Linked DNA regions of Homo sapiens: region 2 is linked to region 1. A link is a loop called in an ENCODE intact Hi-C map of the cell type or tissue named here. Cell type or tissue: Calu3. All regions are shown on one strand.

Region 1 (8,000 bases):
GACTTTGCTGGGGCCCTGGGGTATTAGTTAAGGCATGTAGATGGCCTGCAAGGTAAAGAAGCACTCTGATATTATCTGTAAGCCCAGAACATTCTCTGGGTAATGTTTTTTCTAGAGACGTTATAGCACTGTAGTCCTAGGAAGCCCTCAGTATTTGAATTTTTCCACCTGAAGAAATATTTTTTTGGTCTTTACTTGTTTCTTGACTCTAAGACAGCTCCTTATGCATGTTAGAACATCTTTCCAAATCCCATGGTGATTCAATCTTCAAGCAGTTTTTGTATGAACCTAGTCATACAAGTATTCAAGCATCATTTTCCCTCCCAGTACCATGATTCCTCTGTGAGTTGTATTGTGTTAAGAAGATAGTTATTCTCTCCTTTGTAACAGATTCCACCAGATCACCTGGTTGAAAGTAAACCTTAGATTTCCAGGGTCTTCGCTGAATTCTGTCTTTATGAATGGGGATCATATTGACAACTTGTCTTTTCTGGTTTGCTTAATTTGTTACTGGTAGGTCATATGTCTTGGCTTACTGTTCAACATTTAACCCTTACGTTTTTTCATAATTTTCGTATAGATGTTATAGCATCTTAGGTATTTATCTGTGTCAAATATAACAATGCATTTTTGGCAATTTGATCCAGTATTTTGGACACACATAATTTAATATGTAGTTTAGGTGTTGAAATCGTCAAAAGAATACATTAAAAGAGAAAAGAACTAACTATTCTTTTAGTATTACCCCAATAATACAATTTTATATTTAGGATTTCTTTGGATTCCGGAATTGGTTTCCTTCCTCTGTTTGACATTTTTAAGGGTCTTCTTATTGTTGGCTTTGAAGTTACTTGTTTCACAATCTTTTTCACAAATATAGTTTCACAAAGATAGTTTCACAAATCTTTTTCTGGTCTAATTTCCAGTTATGTCTGATGTGTCAAATTTTAGAGGCTTCCCTTTCTTCCTTGACTTGGGAAAATTTGATTTAGATGCTTGTTTCTTCCTATGAAGGCAGCTTTTACTGTAATAGTTTGCTGTGAAAGCATTTTTTAATGCATCTGGCTTGTTTTTATGATTCATGACAAAAAATTCATCTTGGGCTTCTAATGATGTATTTTAAAATAGTCTCCAGACGTCCCGTGGTTCATTTTATTTTAAACTATTTCTTTTTACTTCTTTTTTAATAATGGCCAGATTTTCCTAAGTTCCCTTTACTAAAATTAAATTATTTTATATGGCATTCCTTTTTTCTTGCCAAATGCTAGGCTTAATCATTTTGAATACTGTGTAGACAGAAGTGGGCACCCATGATACAACCTTCATCAATTCCTGCTCAAGTCTGCCTAGACTCGGAAAATCCAATTTTGGCAAACTGATGTCTGTAATCATCTGTATTCTTGTACTCCAATGTGCATTCTGTATGTCTATGATGGGATTACAATATAAATTCACCTTATTTATACTTTATCCAATGTTTTCACTTTCTTTCTTGTTATACACTATTTAGATAATTTTGCTTAAATAGTGTCCCTGTAGCCCATAGAATAAGTAAGGTTCATATTTTTTAGTTTAACAACCAATGCCTTTCATAATTTGATCCCTAATTATTCTATCTTCATTCACTTCCCACTGAACTTTTTCTTTTCTTTTGCAGTACAATTCTTACTAAATGGTAAAATTTCACAACTGTACCTTCTCCCAGATCTTTCTGGAATACCTTTCCCATTTCCTTCATTGTTCATCCGATCAATGTATGAAGATATCATCATTCTAATCAAGATGTTAGTTGTAGGTGCCTTTTCAGTTAAATTGCATGTAACCTTCCTAAATCCTTGGTCCTTGCCTTCAATGTAATTCTACTGTCTTGCTCTTTATGAGTCCAGATGTGAGAGTCATTACCTCACTCATGTACATGGCAAACTCCACTCATGTCAAGTTTTTGGAAATTTAATAATTTAACTGAAGATTTTTGGTTCTAAAGAAGGATCACAGTATTAAGGACTATCTATCTATTTTCTCCTTTTTTTCCTTTTCAGAAAATAATAATTATGCCTTATCTCATATACTTTTGTAGCCTGGTTTCACCTATTATATGGGTCTTCCCCTATACTCTAAGTAGCTTAGAAAAGTATGTATTTTTCTTTAAAATATGGTACTTGCCCAATAAAAATCCTTCTGAATAAGATCTTCTTCAGCTCATTAATTGGCCATAGTTTTTAAAGAGCCCAGAATGATCTAGGCAATATAATAGACACTGATTATATAGCAAGAAAATTGCAGGTCAGGTTTTTGTGTTCATAAAGTTTTAGTGTGTGATCCAAATAGCAATACATAATTGTAAATTAGATATTCAATAGATATTTGGGGTTATGCAAGTGAATATTTTATATTTTAAGCTTAGTTGTATTATTTTAGGGAATTATAGTATATTTGCATTACTGTATTTTACTATTTAAATAGGAAATTCAGTGAACGCTGCCTTGAATCCATGTAAAAAATAAACAAGAAGAAAGAGATGGTCAAGAAATGTATCATTCTTAATTCCTGACGTGTGCAATTTTTCACATTACTTTACTCATTTAAGTAAAATTTCTATTGGAGTATAGTTCCCATGTCATGTTTCTAACCCTTTCTAAGTGCAAGAATCCTTCTGTGTTCTCACATCCCGCTTACTCAGAGTCTGAAGTAAGAAAGTTTTTATACAAACATGGAAACACTCATGGCTTCTACTGTTTCATACATATAGGAATTAAGAAAGTATTTTGCAATGCTCTGAAGGCAATTCTGGTTGTAGACTAGGTCAGCTCGGGCTTCCATGAGGTTCTAAACTCTAAGAAGGGCTAGTTCAGAAAGGATCATTGGAACAAGAGGAAAATTGCATGCTAATGTATTCCAGGAGATGATGAAATCTCTCATCTTATTAATTTGGCAGTGTTGAGTTCCTCTTCTGTAGAATGTAATTTCCTTTCTAAAAGATATGAAGCATCTGTTCCCACTCAGAACCAAATGGAGAATTCTTCATCTACATTAGCAAGTCAGGCCTGCTTAGTGCCCCAACTGTGCTTACTGCTCAGGATGTTCTACTCACGCTGACTGGTTAGTGCATCTGGTGTTTCACATTATTTGTTGGAATTATAAGCACTTATCATCTTCCCAGTTCATTAGGATTAAAAAACTCTGATAAAAGTATATATATAAAATATATGTATTTTTTAATTCAAGAAGATGGCAAATGGATTTTTTCAGTCTTGAAAAATATATAAATATAATATATACATATAACATATATATGTATGTATGCACATATATTTTTGTTTGTTCTCACTCATTCAGCATTGTATGGGTACAACAAGGATACTGCAACCTACAGTGTCCTTATGAAGCTAACATACATGACTATACAAACACAGACCAGTTCTCTAATTCAAAATTTACAGTAAATAAGCACTGATTGTTTTTCTCCCCTCTCCTTTGAGAAGATTCTTGCTCAGAAACAAAACTTGTACTCTCCTAACTAGGTAAAACTAAGCAAATACCCAACTATGTACTTGTTTACTGAAACTGTGTGTCAAACTGTACCTTTTTTTTCTCTTTCATCTGTCTGTCTTTTGAGTTTTTGAATTGTTCAGAAAATTCTTAAGTACTTTTATGTTCACTGTTTTCAGAGGCCCAAGAGTCTTGCATCACAGCAACATGGTTTCTTGCAGGGAAGAATGTGTTTGAATGTCCACACCCCTTGCCATAACCATCTGGTTTGCAGATGATAAATACAAACACTACGTTGTTTCTTTTTTTTCCTCCTCTAAAGATCTGGGAAACAGATTGAACTTAAAATTCTACCCTGGCGATCTCAATATATTAATCTTCATTACCATGTCTAGTTCTTTAAGAATTCCAGTTCTGCAGCTATATATTTTTTAAAGACTGAACACATAATACGTATGATATACCACTTGTAGGATTTTTTTATGTTATTATAATGTCTTCATTTCTTCCTACAGTCTAGTAATATCTTACTCCTTTTTCAAAGTCCAGTTTAAGACCTGTTTCCCCTGTGAAGTCTTTTCTAGTTATTCTAACCTCCACACGTCTCTCTTTCATTGTTTGGAAGACTTCACACCAAAGCAAGGTATATATTTGTTTAAAAGTTTCATGCATGGGCTTAGCTCCCTAATCAGAGTATGAGTTGTTTAATAACAGATTGTTCATATGTTTTGTAATCATAGTATAATGGACACAATGGATATTTAGAACCTAGTTGTCGAATTAATACTTCATTAATGCCATCAAAGAAGCCTCATTCTAATAGAGGATATGAGAGAGACTTTATTAGGATGGGATTAAGTTAGGCAGAAAATTTTACAGTGGGAAATATTGACCTCAGTTACAGGGTTAGAGTAGGCCTTTATACACCTTTTGTCTGAAATAACATTAGAAACAGAAATGGAAAACAGTGCCACCTCTGGGTGACTTCTGTCTGAAATAGAAAACAGTGCCACCTCCAGGTGACCCTAGGCAAGTGGACAGGAGCAAAATAAAAGGCATTCCTTCTTCCAGTAGATACAGCCCCAAGCTAGGGTTCATAGTATGACAAGGAGAGCTTGGATTGAATGTCATTTCCCACTGGCCCCCTCAGTTGGAGTCTTTGTGAAGTGTACAAACTGCAAACAATATACAACAGCCCTCCAAACAGTGATATAGATAATGCAGGCAAGTCAAGGCGGCTTGGTGGCTTATGAAGTAGCTGACACTGCATACTCTGTGTGGCATGAAGCTAGAGGCTAAGCACCTAGAAATTTATTTGTTACACATTAGGAGAGAGATCGAACAATCATGGCTGATGTGGAAAATATTTACTTAAGAATGTAGATTTTTCATTGGTATATAAAAATAATATTTAAGAGAATGAATAGCCCAGAGAATAGTCAAGTAGGTCAAAAAGCAGTTGATGAGATTTGTAAGGTGTGAACAATAACCAGAGTGAAAAAAAAAATGACACAATTCTGAAGGTGAGGACAAAGTTGTTATTGGGCCAGAGTGCGACTGAGGGCAATTGCTGAGGTTTGAGAAAGGTGACACAATTGAAGGGCCATTTAAGAAGAAGTTTCGATAGCTATGTTTAAGATAGATTGCAGGGTAATCATAGTATAAAGAAATCTGAAGGATGTCTGTCCTATTGAAAGCAGAATGAACAGGAATTAATTAAGGTAAAATATGGAGAGAATTTTTTGGTTGACCTTATATAAGAGTGGGCATAAGATAATAAGCATTTAAATTATATTCTTTAGTGGACATTCATTAATATAATGATAATCATTACTTTGAGGCTACCATTTATTGAGTGCTTAATAAGTGCATTCAATTATTAAGTCTATGTATAGTACATTTGTATAAATAATGTTAGATTTTAGTCTAACAAAACACATAAATATTGGTAAATGATATGCACAGATATAAAAAATTTATAATTATGGTGAGCTAGTTGGCTGCAGTATGGAAAATATAATCTATGGTATACATATATCATAAATGTTAAGCATTTATTTTAGAAATAAAAAAACAAGGATTTTCAAGGGAAGTATAGATGTTTAAATATACCTAGTTCGAAGAGTAATCTTGTTTTGCACTAAAATGTATTTTATTATTAAAAACATTTTGTTTAAAATTATTGTCAATCATAACATGAAAACATATAGATTAAACTTTAAATATTTTGGAATAATCTGTATCCATTCCAATGATAACTTATCAAGTCTATACAATGTTAACATTTACATATAATAGGGAAAAATCTAGTTCTTGATTATATCAGATTTATATTATCTCTCACCATAGGCATAGGAAATTCCAGAAAAGAATTTGACATTATTTATAAAATTACTATCCATAAAACATCTTAAATATTTTTCCTTAGTTTGATGAAGCTCAACCTTTAGTCTTTCATCCTTGACATACATTTCGTTATCAAATCATGCAAGCAAAATATGCAGAATTGGATTTCTTCAAGTGAAAAAGAGATGGCTTCACTATTAAACTCTATAAACTCCTTGATCCTATTAAAAGGACGGTTTGCTTAATTTTTTAGGTCAGAATACACCTTAAGAATCTAGAAGAAATTTAACAGTGCATTTCGCTATTTTGAAATAGCATTAGTAAATTTCAAGAATTCGGGGGAAGTTGGGAAATGAGCGTGCTAACTTTAAAACTTGCATTAACTACGTGACCCATGTGACTATATGAACTTATTTTACATTTTTTGGTAAGAGGAAATCTTTAACCGGAGCCATAAATAAATTATCCCAGTCAGATAATTGTATATATTAATATATACTCAGCATAGTCTTTGGTTACAGTAATAGAAAGAATGCATCTGCAAAGATAAGGCTCTGAAAACTGACTTTTCACTGCCTGTGAAATCATTTCGCCCCTGTGAACCCCAATCCCTTTATATGTAATAAGGCAAAATAGGCAAATAATTTCTACCTTGAATAGTCGTGAGCATTTATCAGATAACATCTGAAAACTGCCTTGTATAAAGTAAACACTAGATGGTATTTATTATTATTATTAATGGTAACCTTACGCATATTAATTCACCAATGTTTTTAACTGGTCTACTGCACACTATATTTCCAGCTAACTTCCAAGTCGGCTTCCTTACCAGACCATGGGGAATCCTCAGCTCATATTGCCCAGCCCCATCTCTGCCTGTCAAAGTCCTGCTTCATTTCCCAGAATACCTCACTGAAAGCACATCTCTATTAAAAGGAATACATCTGGCTATTTTATAGTTCCTTTTAATAAAAGAATGCTGATTTTATCATTGAAGTATTTTTAAATCTTAAGTGGGCAAGGTGAAAATTTTAGTATATTTTAGAATAAAATATTTGAATCTAGGTTAATTAACAAGTAATATCTGTGTGGTGCTTAATAGTTTAAAATGCTTTTTTCATGTAATTTATCCATTTCACTTGCAATAAGAATTATTAAAACTAATTTTTAATTTGGAAGAACTGAGCCTTAGAAAAATATATTACTTACTCAAGTTCTCTCTATGGTAATTACTAGAGCTATGTCTTCTGATACTAGAAACTATTTTTCTTAGTATACATTAAGCCTCTACAATGAGAAATAAGATTTAATAAAAAGAAGGGGAGGGGATACAGATAATAACCTAAAAGGGAAATAGTAAGGAAATGTAAAGCTGTAACTATAGCTTTGTACATTTTGAATAAAGATCAACTTCCCTATTCTCTTTCTTCCTTTCTATATATATATGTGCATATACATACATAGATTTTTCTGTATTTTTATTATAAGCTTTGTTGAAGCACAGTGGTGTCTCTTTGTTTAAATTTCTGGTCTATAAACATATCTTTGTTTTATAATATAATGCCAAATGTGCCTCCAGGTTTAAAATGTATTAATATTCAGAAGAGTCCTCTAATCTGCTTAAGACAAGATAAAGGGAAAAAGGCAATGTAGAATCAGAGGGCTGTGTTCTTCATTGAGGCCCTGGGCATGTTTTTTCTGTTTACAATTGCTGGAAAATATTAGTTTTATTTTCTGCCCTATATGGTATCGTATCATGTATGTACATATGTTAAAGTGTGATTATTTTGGTATAAATACATATTTTACACTTTGATTCTTATTTTTATTCTTGATGTTTATAACTGGAGAATTATAGAAATGCTAACCAATTGTATTTTGGACATGATTTAACATCTGGTCACTTTTTTATTTTTTTATTTTTTTGAGATAGAGTCTCTCTGTGTCGCCCAGACTGGAGTGCAGCGGCGCCATCTTGGCTCACTGCAACCTCTGTCTCCTGGATTCAAGTGATTCTTCTGCCTCAGCCTCCTGAGCAGCTGGGACTACAGGTGCGCGCCACCATGCCCAGCTAATTTTTGTATTTTTAGTAGAGACGGGGTGCCACCATATTGGCCAGGCTAGTCTCGAATTCCTGACCTCGTGATCTGCCTGCCTTGGCTTCC
Region 2 (8,000 bases), 80 kb before region 1:
AGAACTTATTGCTGTTTTGTTAATTTGTTCATACACTATTTTCATGAGCTTACTGAGCATCTTTATTTATGATGTTTATTTTTGAATTATATTTTAGGTAATTCATAACCTGTATCTTTAGGGTCAATTTCTGGAGATTTATTTTGTTCCTTTGATTGGGCCATTTTTCCCCCCATTTGTGTTGGTGTCTGGATATTTGAAAATACAAACCACCTCTCTCACTCTTTGTAAACTAGCTTTATAATAGAGAAAAACTTTCACCAATTGGCCCAAGTAGAGATTCTGAAGGCCTCTCAAAGTTTTTCTGTGGATGTGTCTTTTCTGGGCTTTGCATGTGTAGATTTCTGTTTAGAAGAATTTGCTAGTTTCCTTTTTTCAGAAGTTCATAATCTTTTGCTTTCTCTGATGTCTGCCATCCTATGGTGGGCCCTCTGACCTGCTGTCAGACCATCCTATCTGAGCAGCAACATGCCGCTCAAATCTTTTATATTCTTGTTGGCTCCTGGCATCTAGAGTATGCTAGGTCCCATCTGCATTACCAGAAATTCAAGAAAGAAACCAGCCCCTTGGGCAGCCCCTCAAAAAGCTGGACTGTTGGACATGTGTTCCACTTTTCTCTTTCCTCCTTGAGGGGGAGGCCTCTGTCTGCGATACTGTGGTTCCTCTGGAGTAGCAGCATACACCCAGTTCTTTTTCTGTTCTCAGTGGCCCCCAAGCATCTAGAGTATGTCTGATGTTATCAGTGCTCCAAGACAGGCAAGACAAAAACCTCCCTGAGAAGTCAGAACATTGGATGTATGGGCTAGTCTTCTCTTTCTCTCACCAGGGAGAATCGAATCCAAAACTGGTAGTTTCCCTCCAATCACATGGTGCTCTGTCAGGCAGAAGGACTATGGTGAGAGGGTGACAAAAATTCTTCTACTTGCTTCAATGTGGCTGGCTTTGTGTTCTCCTGGGATGCAGGTGCCTCTTAACTGGTTTTGGGATTTCTCATAAACAGAATTAGCCCATATATTGTTATTGATTTGATGTTTTGTGAGATGAAGGAGGTGCTTTTTATTACTACATCTTGCTGATGCCACTCCTCAATCATTCCTCTATTTACTATTAGGTTTTGCTATTTACATATGCTTTTGTTTGCTGAGTTTTGGGGAATGTCATTGCTAACAAATCATGCTCTATCATTTTTATCTGTAGTAGAGAAAATAGCTAGGAGATGTAGACATAATGACAGATACTATTTATTAAGCACTTTTATTGCATCCGGACATAACTGAAGTGTTTATGTGATGATATTTAATATTCATAAAAGCATTGTAGGCATATTGCCTTTGTTTTCCAATTTTGTAAAGGTGAAAACTAGTGCACAGAAATAATAATATGTAACTTTCTCAAAGTCATGCAGCTTAATAATAGAAGAACTGGGAATTAAACACAGGCAGTTCAACTTCAGAGTCTGTACCCAGGAGTCAGAGAAAGCACATATTGGTTCTGTACTCATGTAATTTAAATCACTGGTTGTTCTACAAGTGAAAAAGTATAAGAAACAAAACAAAACAAATCAGTATGGCAACCACACAAATAAGAAAATCAGAAAACCCTCCAAATTCTGTGTTCAACTTAGAACATATATATGAAATGGTGTTTTTTGTTTGCTTATTTTTTTTTGCTTTGGTTTTAAACAGTTTAATGTTCTTATTTTTCATAGCTGGAAAATATCTCTTTTTGCTGAAAAACTATTTTTCTCCAAAATACTGATTATATTCTCTGTGTTATAAATGGGAAAATGAAACAGGCCCTCACCAGATTTTTCATTTAGCAAAACTGTACAAAGAGAAGAAATCTGTTGTTTGGCCAAATTTGAATACAGATTTCCCTGAGAGTCTGACTGTGAAAAATAAGCTGTGGTAAGAGTTTTTTAGGTTAAGATAATACTAAACACTATATTGAAGATGGGAGAGGTGATTGCCATTTTTCAACTAGTCCATCTGGGTCAGTTTGATATGAATATTTTTCTTTATTTTTACCTCATTAGGAACTAACTCCTGTTGTATCAAAGGTCTTGAGAACTCTGGCCACCTGCCACTCATCTGTGCTATACCCAATAGCAGCCTTATTAGGCTTTTGGATCCTAGAGTTGCTGCTATCTCTCGTACCACAAAACCACCTGCTTCTGATTCTCTAGGAAGACTGCTGAGAGTCAACATCGAGCCACTGGTGGTATGTACAGTATAAAGAGTTTTGATTAAGCTTGGTTAATTGTCCCTCAGTATAGTTTTAGTATATATACCCCATAATATCTCTGTGTTAACTCCTTGCCAGTTTTATAATTGTAAAATGTCTCATTGTTTTGATATGCATTGCAGTTGATTTATTTTTTATTAACTTGTATTCTTTCGTGACATGCCTGCTGTGTCTCTTGTCTGTCTTTCTGTTAAAAGATTTTAATTGGTTTTTAAGAATTCTTAGCAAATCAAGTATATTGACTCTGCCTTTCATATAAGTTGCAAGTATTTCCTCCAGTTTTTTTTTATATGTTCTTACTTTCACTTAATGGTTTTTGGATGCATAGAAAGTTTTGACTTTTCAAGTTGAAAAACTTATGTCATGCTTAGAATTGCTATTCATGCTTCAAAATTGTATTTTCTAGTTTTTATTTTTTAATATTAATTTTTTTTTGAGACAGAGTCTCACTCTGTCACCCAGACTGGAGTGCAGTGGCATGTTCTCAGCTCACTTCAACCTCCGCCTTTTGTGTTTAAGTGATTCTCCTGCCTCAGCCTCCCGAGTAGCTGTGACTATAGGCGTGTGCCACCATGCCCAGCTAATTTTTGTATTTTTAGTAGAGACAGGGTTTTGCCATGTTGGTCAGGCTGGTCTGGAATTCCTGACCTCCAGAAATCCGCCCGCCTCAGCCTCCCAAGGTACTGGGATTACAGGCGTGAGTCACCGTGCCCAGCCATATTTTCTAGTTTTAAAAAATAGTTTCCTCTTTCATATTTTATTATATCCTGTTCTATATTTTACCTCTCTCTAAATTGGAATGGTAAGTTATTTCTGGAAAATTACCTGGGGTAAGACAGGGAACTAACTTTATTTTTTACATGATTAGTCAGGGACTTCAGTGTCATTTATTTTTTTGGTTGTGTTTAATTTTTGACATACATTTTGCTCATTGGAGAAGAAACTTTTTTTTTTAGATTTTATCCCCAGTTTACCTCTTCACAACAGGAAACAGGCAGTTATTTTTATGAAAGCATCCTTTCATCTTTTTCTTCTTCTCTCTCAGCTTCCTTTGGCACCACCCCTCCTTCCCTGTTGTTATCTCTCATTTTCATATTTAATATATTTTACGTAATTTTTCTTAGAGGTATCACAATGTGACAGAATTTTCTTAACTGAACTTTTTATTGAAGTATAGTGTACATACAGAAAAGTACGTGTATAATTTGTGTACAACCCACACAATACATTTGCTTAGAGTGAACAGACCCTTATAGCTAGGGCACAGGTAAGTAAACAGAATCTTATGAGCAACTTAGAATACTCCCCTAGTATCCAGCTCCAATCAGTACCATCTATCCCTTCCCCTCAAGTTAACCATTATTATGAATTGTAGCACCAAAGTTTACTTCATATAAATAGAAATATACAGGATGGAATAACAATGTAGCTCCTTTTGCTCATCATGTTTGAAAGATTTTTGCATAATTGTGTGTAATTATAGATCATTCATTTTTATTGCTGTATGACTATAACCACAAATTTATTTATCCACGATGTTGTTGATACACACGTGGGCGGTTGCTGGCTTTTGGCTATTAAGAATGGTTCTGCTATAAATATTCTTGTGCATGTCTTTTCATGAACACACATATTCCTCTACAAGTTCATTGGCTTTTTCTAGACTTCTTGGTTTATTTCTGAGCTTCCAACTGCCTAGCTTGGTCTAGTGTTCACAGAGACTCAGTGAATGAGGAGAATGATTTGAATTTGGAAAAAAAGGAAGTGGATATGGATTAGGCAGGTGTAGGCCAGGCTAGCTATTTGCATAGAATTCTGTTCAGTGTATGGCTTTGTTGCATTAACTCTTATAAGTGAGATAGTCTGGAGGAGGAAAAAAATGTTAAATTTGGATGAAAAGCTGGCTTTTCCATAATGGCTTCATTCAGTAATTATTTTGGTGGAGATTTTTTGTGTAAGTCATTTGAAGAAATTTATTGCCTAATGAACATAAGATAAGATATTTTGTTATAAAACTAATTTATATGGGAGCACATTTTTAGCTGGACTGACTTAGACAAAACCCAGATATTTAACCTTTTTAATTGAAATTTAGTATTTATTTATTTATAGCCTTGAATGTTATCCATGAATTATTCTAATATACTCCTGGGAACACTCACACTGGGTGAATGAGAATTTCTCACCGTAAGAGACTAGATTAGCCTCATATGAAGTAGCTTTCAGGACCAATGCTGGCTTACTCTAGTCTTGAGATCTATTTTTCATTGCTTGGTGATATACTGTATTCAGCCTGTAACAGAGTTATACTGTTGGGATTCTGGGAGGCTTTCTACTGGGCATTAGTGATTTCCTTTCCTAAACTACAAACACAACTGCCCCTTCTGAGGAGGAAAGCAGGCAGGTTTGCCTTGGCCAAAGTCCAATGGCCGGGAGTCAAGCCCTTAAGTGCTTTCTCAAGTGCCCAGCCTAGTTTCTCTGAAGATCAGTCTGCTTGGTAGCCTAAGAAGGAAATTACCCGGTCATTTCTGTTCTGGCATTTGCTAGTACACAGCTGTTTCTTTCAATTCTGTAGAACAAACCTGAACTGGCACCTTTCCTGGATAGGAGGATATCACTGGCAGGAGATAGAAAATACTTTTCATTGACGTACAAGGGTTGGAGAATATATTATGAAAATCATACTTGATAACATATTTATTCATTAAATATTTCTTATCTTTGCTACATAGTATTGTTTCTAAAATGATTTCTAACACCAACAAGAGCTTGAAATACATATATATGTGCTCTAATACTTCTTAATATGTGGACCACACCCTCAATCCTACTGAATCTGAATCTCTAAGGAAGGGGCCTAAGAATTTCCACTTTTATCAGTCATCTCAGATAATTCTGATGTACACTAACATTTGTGGACATCTGGCTTAAACTCAAAAGCACATTTAGACTAATTTACCCTACTAATTAGCATCTGTTTGAGAATAAGAGAAAAGTTAAACAGCAACAAAATGATAGTGACTTATCTGAATCAACTAAAATAATGTTATGCATTTTTAAGTGTTTAATTCTAGTAATGCCCTATAATTTTTTTTTTTGAGGCCTCAGGCCTGTGACTCAGAATGGACTCAGGGTGTGGTACAACTGTCTTATGTACACATTCATATTTCAGAAGACAAATATCCTTAGATTTAAATCTTGAATAGATCCACATTATAGAAAACTCCATTCTGTAGAAATGCAGTTATAGTGGGGTTCCAGCATTATTAGTTTGTCAAATTTTAGTCTAACTTTTATAACATTGCCATTGACTACCCTTGCTGCCTGTGAGGGGTAGATAACAGAAGTATATGAAAAATATGAATGAATTTTTCTTAGGGACATGATCTATTAGAATAAGAAATCTTTCTTTGCAAGGGTCAAGAACTACTCCTGTCTAAGTTCCATGTGCCTTCTTCAATCCTTTATCTAAATGTAAGCTTACCTCAGTCACATTTCTTATCTTATAATAAAGAGGTTGTAATGTCTGAATATAGACTTCACATCAAATATGTGCTTTCAGTGTTAATGTTAACATCATGGTTATTATTATTATTATTATTTTAGCCTTTCATTCTAACATCCCACCCCTCTTCCCCAAGGATTTATGTTCCTATGTATCAGTGAATGATAAGACCTTAATCATATCCTGAGCAGCAAGGTAGAAACCAAGCTTTATTACCAGCACAGGATACAATTATCTAGGTCTTTATCCATTTCCAAAAAGAATTAGAATAACTTTCCTATACCTTCCTCAGCTATTTAAGATAACCATTAGACTGCAACAAAAGCATGATTCTGAGTAGATGTAATCATCCATGAACAAAAGCTGAACTTCAAACTGGTTTATGCCGTAATTATTTTTTCTAACTCAGAGTGTTTAAGAGTATGAATATTGCCTTATCATTTTGATTTCGATTTCTGTTGAGATCCAGTATAACAGCTCTCCACCTCTGTGAATCGTGAAAATGTGAATTTACAGATAGTATTTTTAGTTGCAATTCTAGAAAGATTTTTAATAGCCTTCTATGGATTTACTTATTCATTCATTCATTAACTGATATTTGAACACCTATTATGGGCCAGCCACTCCTTTTTGCCCTGGAGATATGACAGTGAACAAAACTGATAAAAAACCCTGAGCTCAGAGAGCTTATATTTTAGAGGGAAGAGATAAGCACTGAAACTAAAAAATGAGAATAAGTTAGAAGGTAATTAGTGCTATAAAAAATGATCAGGGTACGAGTGATGGGGAGGCCTGGGTGATGGGCCTCATGCTCATGATCTTGCCACAGACCACAGTACATCAGAAATGATACTGAGATGCTAAAATATTGTTTTGGGCTTTTAATTTTAAGTATTGTAACTGCTGGTGATTTATTTTCTCATTTATAACCAAGATGACAGATGTTGATTTTTTCCAGATTCCTCTAAATTCAAGATCTTTCTAAAATACATATTTACCTGAAATAGTTTATTTGGAATGTATATCTAAGTGATATTTGATTTAAAAAAATCAGAGACTAAAAATTTTCTTTTTATATTGGCTAATGTGGAAGTGATTGGCATGTTCAAACCATGGAAGAACATTTGCACTTATCCTTTTTTTTTTTTGTTAATACACCGAGCTTATTAGAGCTGTAACTGTAAAATACAATTAAAATAATTCTGAAGAAACAGTTTTCTACTAATTTGAATTCTCTAAAGAATTTTCTCACTAAGACATTGACTTTGGAAAATGACAGACTTTCTGGTAAACTTTACACACATAATGAAGAAGGGGAAAATTGGGCAATGAAAATTATTTTTAGTTTTCTGATAAGATGTTAACACACATAGAGAAAATGGGTGTTATGACTGTGTTGGACACAGCAATATACTACCTGGATCTCCCTTTAAGAAAAGTCTTGTTGTCCAGGTGTCAGCCCCTTCAGGGTGGGCCTCAGCTGCAGAGTGTCTCTTCACCTGAGGTCATGTCCTTCTTGTGGCAGCTGCAGCTAGTGACAGCCAGGTGGGCATAAAGGCCTGCATTTCGACCCATCATGAGACATTATAATAGGCCATTTGTGCTCTACACAGAACTGCTACATAATTTTATGGCTTAGTGCACAATGAAAATGTGGACCCCTTTGTTCAAAAATTATTAAGAATTTCACGATGACAGTATGGTATTAAACTCAGCGAAGAACACTTCTAAGAGTGGGGGGGGGGCACTCTATCTGCACAGGTCATGTATCCGTGAAGCTGTCCCTGGTTCCATAGCTCCCAGATGCTAGGCCAGGGGTTATGTCAGGCTTACACGGTAGTTCAAACCTAGTACACAGCTTATTTCACTAACTCAAGCAAGTTGCTTACTTTTCTAAATCTCAAAGACTTTATAATAAAAAGTTTAAACTATATGCTTTTCCCATTCATTCAGAGTTCTAAATACCATGATAGGAGAAACTGTGGGATCTATAATTCTATCTTACCTAAGTTATTTCCAAGTGTTTTATAGTGTAATCTACACTTTCTTGCCTAAGTCATCATGAATGTGATGATTTTAATCCATTCAGTTTCCACCCTTACATAAAGGTAGTTCCAGATTTTTGTGAGGCCTGAAATGTATTCAATTTGAGAGACTCTCTATAAGGAAAGAACTACAAAATTACAAATATAAATTTGGTATGAGAGTGAATATTTATTTAGAATGAAAAAATAAATAATAAGTTTGAACG

Evidence for each region. Hi-C counts contacts between places; a loop is a spot of excess contacts. Peaks named below come from ENCODE experiments on the same cell type or tissue, not always from the same donor. Only the 100,000 strongest peaks of a DNase experiment are listed, where the experiment ranks them.
Region 2: it touches region 1 in a loop (4-fold over the local background); 2 of 110 quality-filtered maps call a loop at or near these places.

The regions. Positions count from the first base shown.
Region 1 is chr2:189,139,834-189,147,833 of GRCh38, reverse strand. The region is part of intron 1 of COL5A2 (collagen type V alpha 2 chain); the gene reads left to right. Among named protein-coding and RNA genes, the nearest start is that of MIR3129, 11 kb to the right of the region's middle. In Calu3, a CTCF peak has its summit at 4,492 (motif pointing left); a DNase peak (open chromatin) is centred at 4,503.
Region 2 is chr2:189,219,368-189,227,367 of GRCh38, reverse strand. It overlaps a transcript of COL5A2 not described here. Among named protein-coding and RNA genes, the nearest start is that of COL5A2, 44 kb to the right of the region's middle. In Calu3, no CTCF peak of the experiment used is centred here; a DNase peak (open chromatin) is centred at 4,687.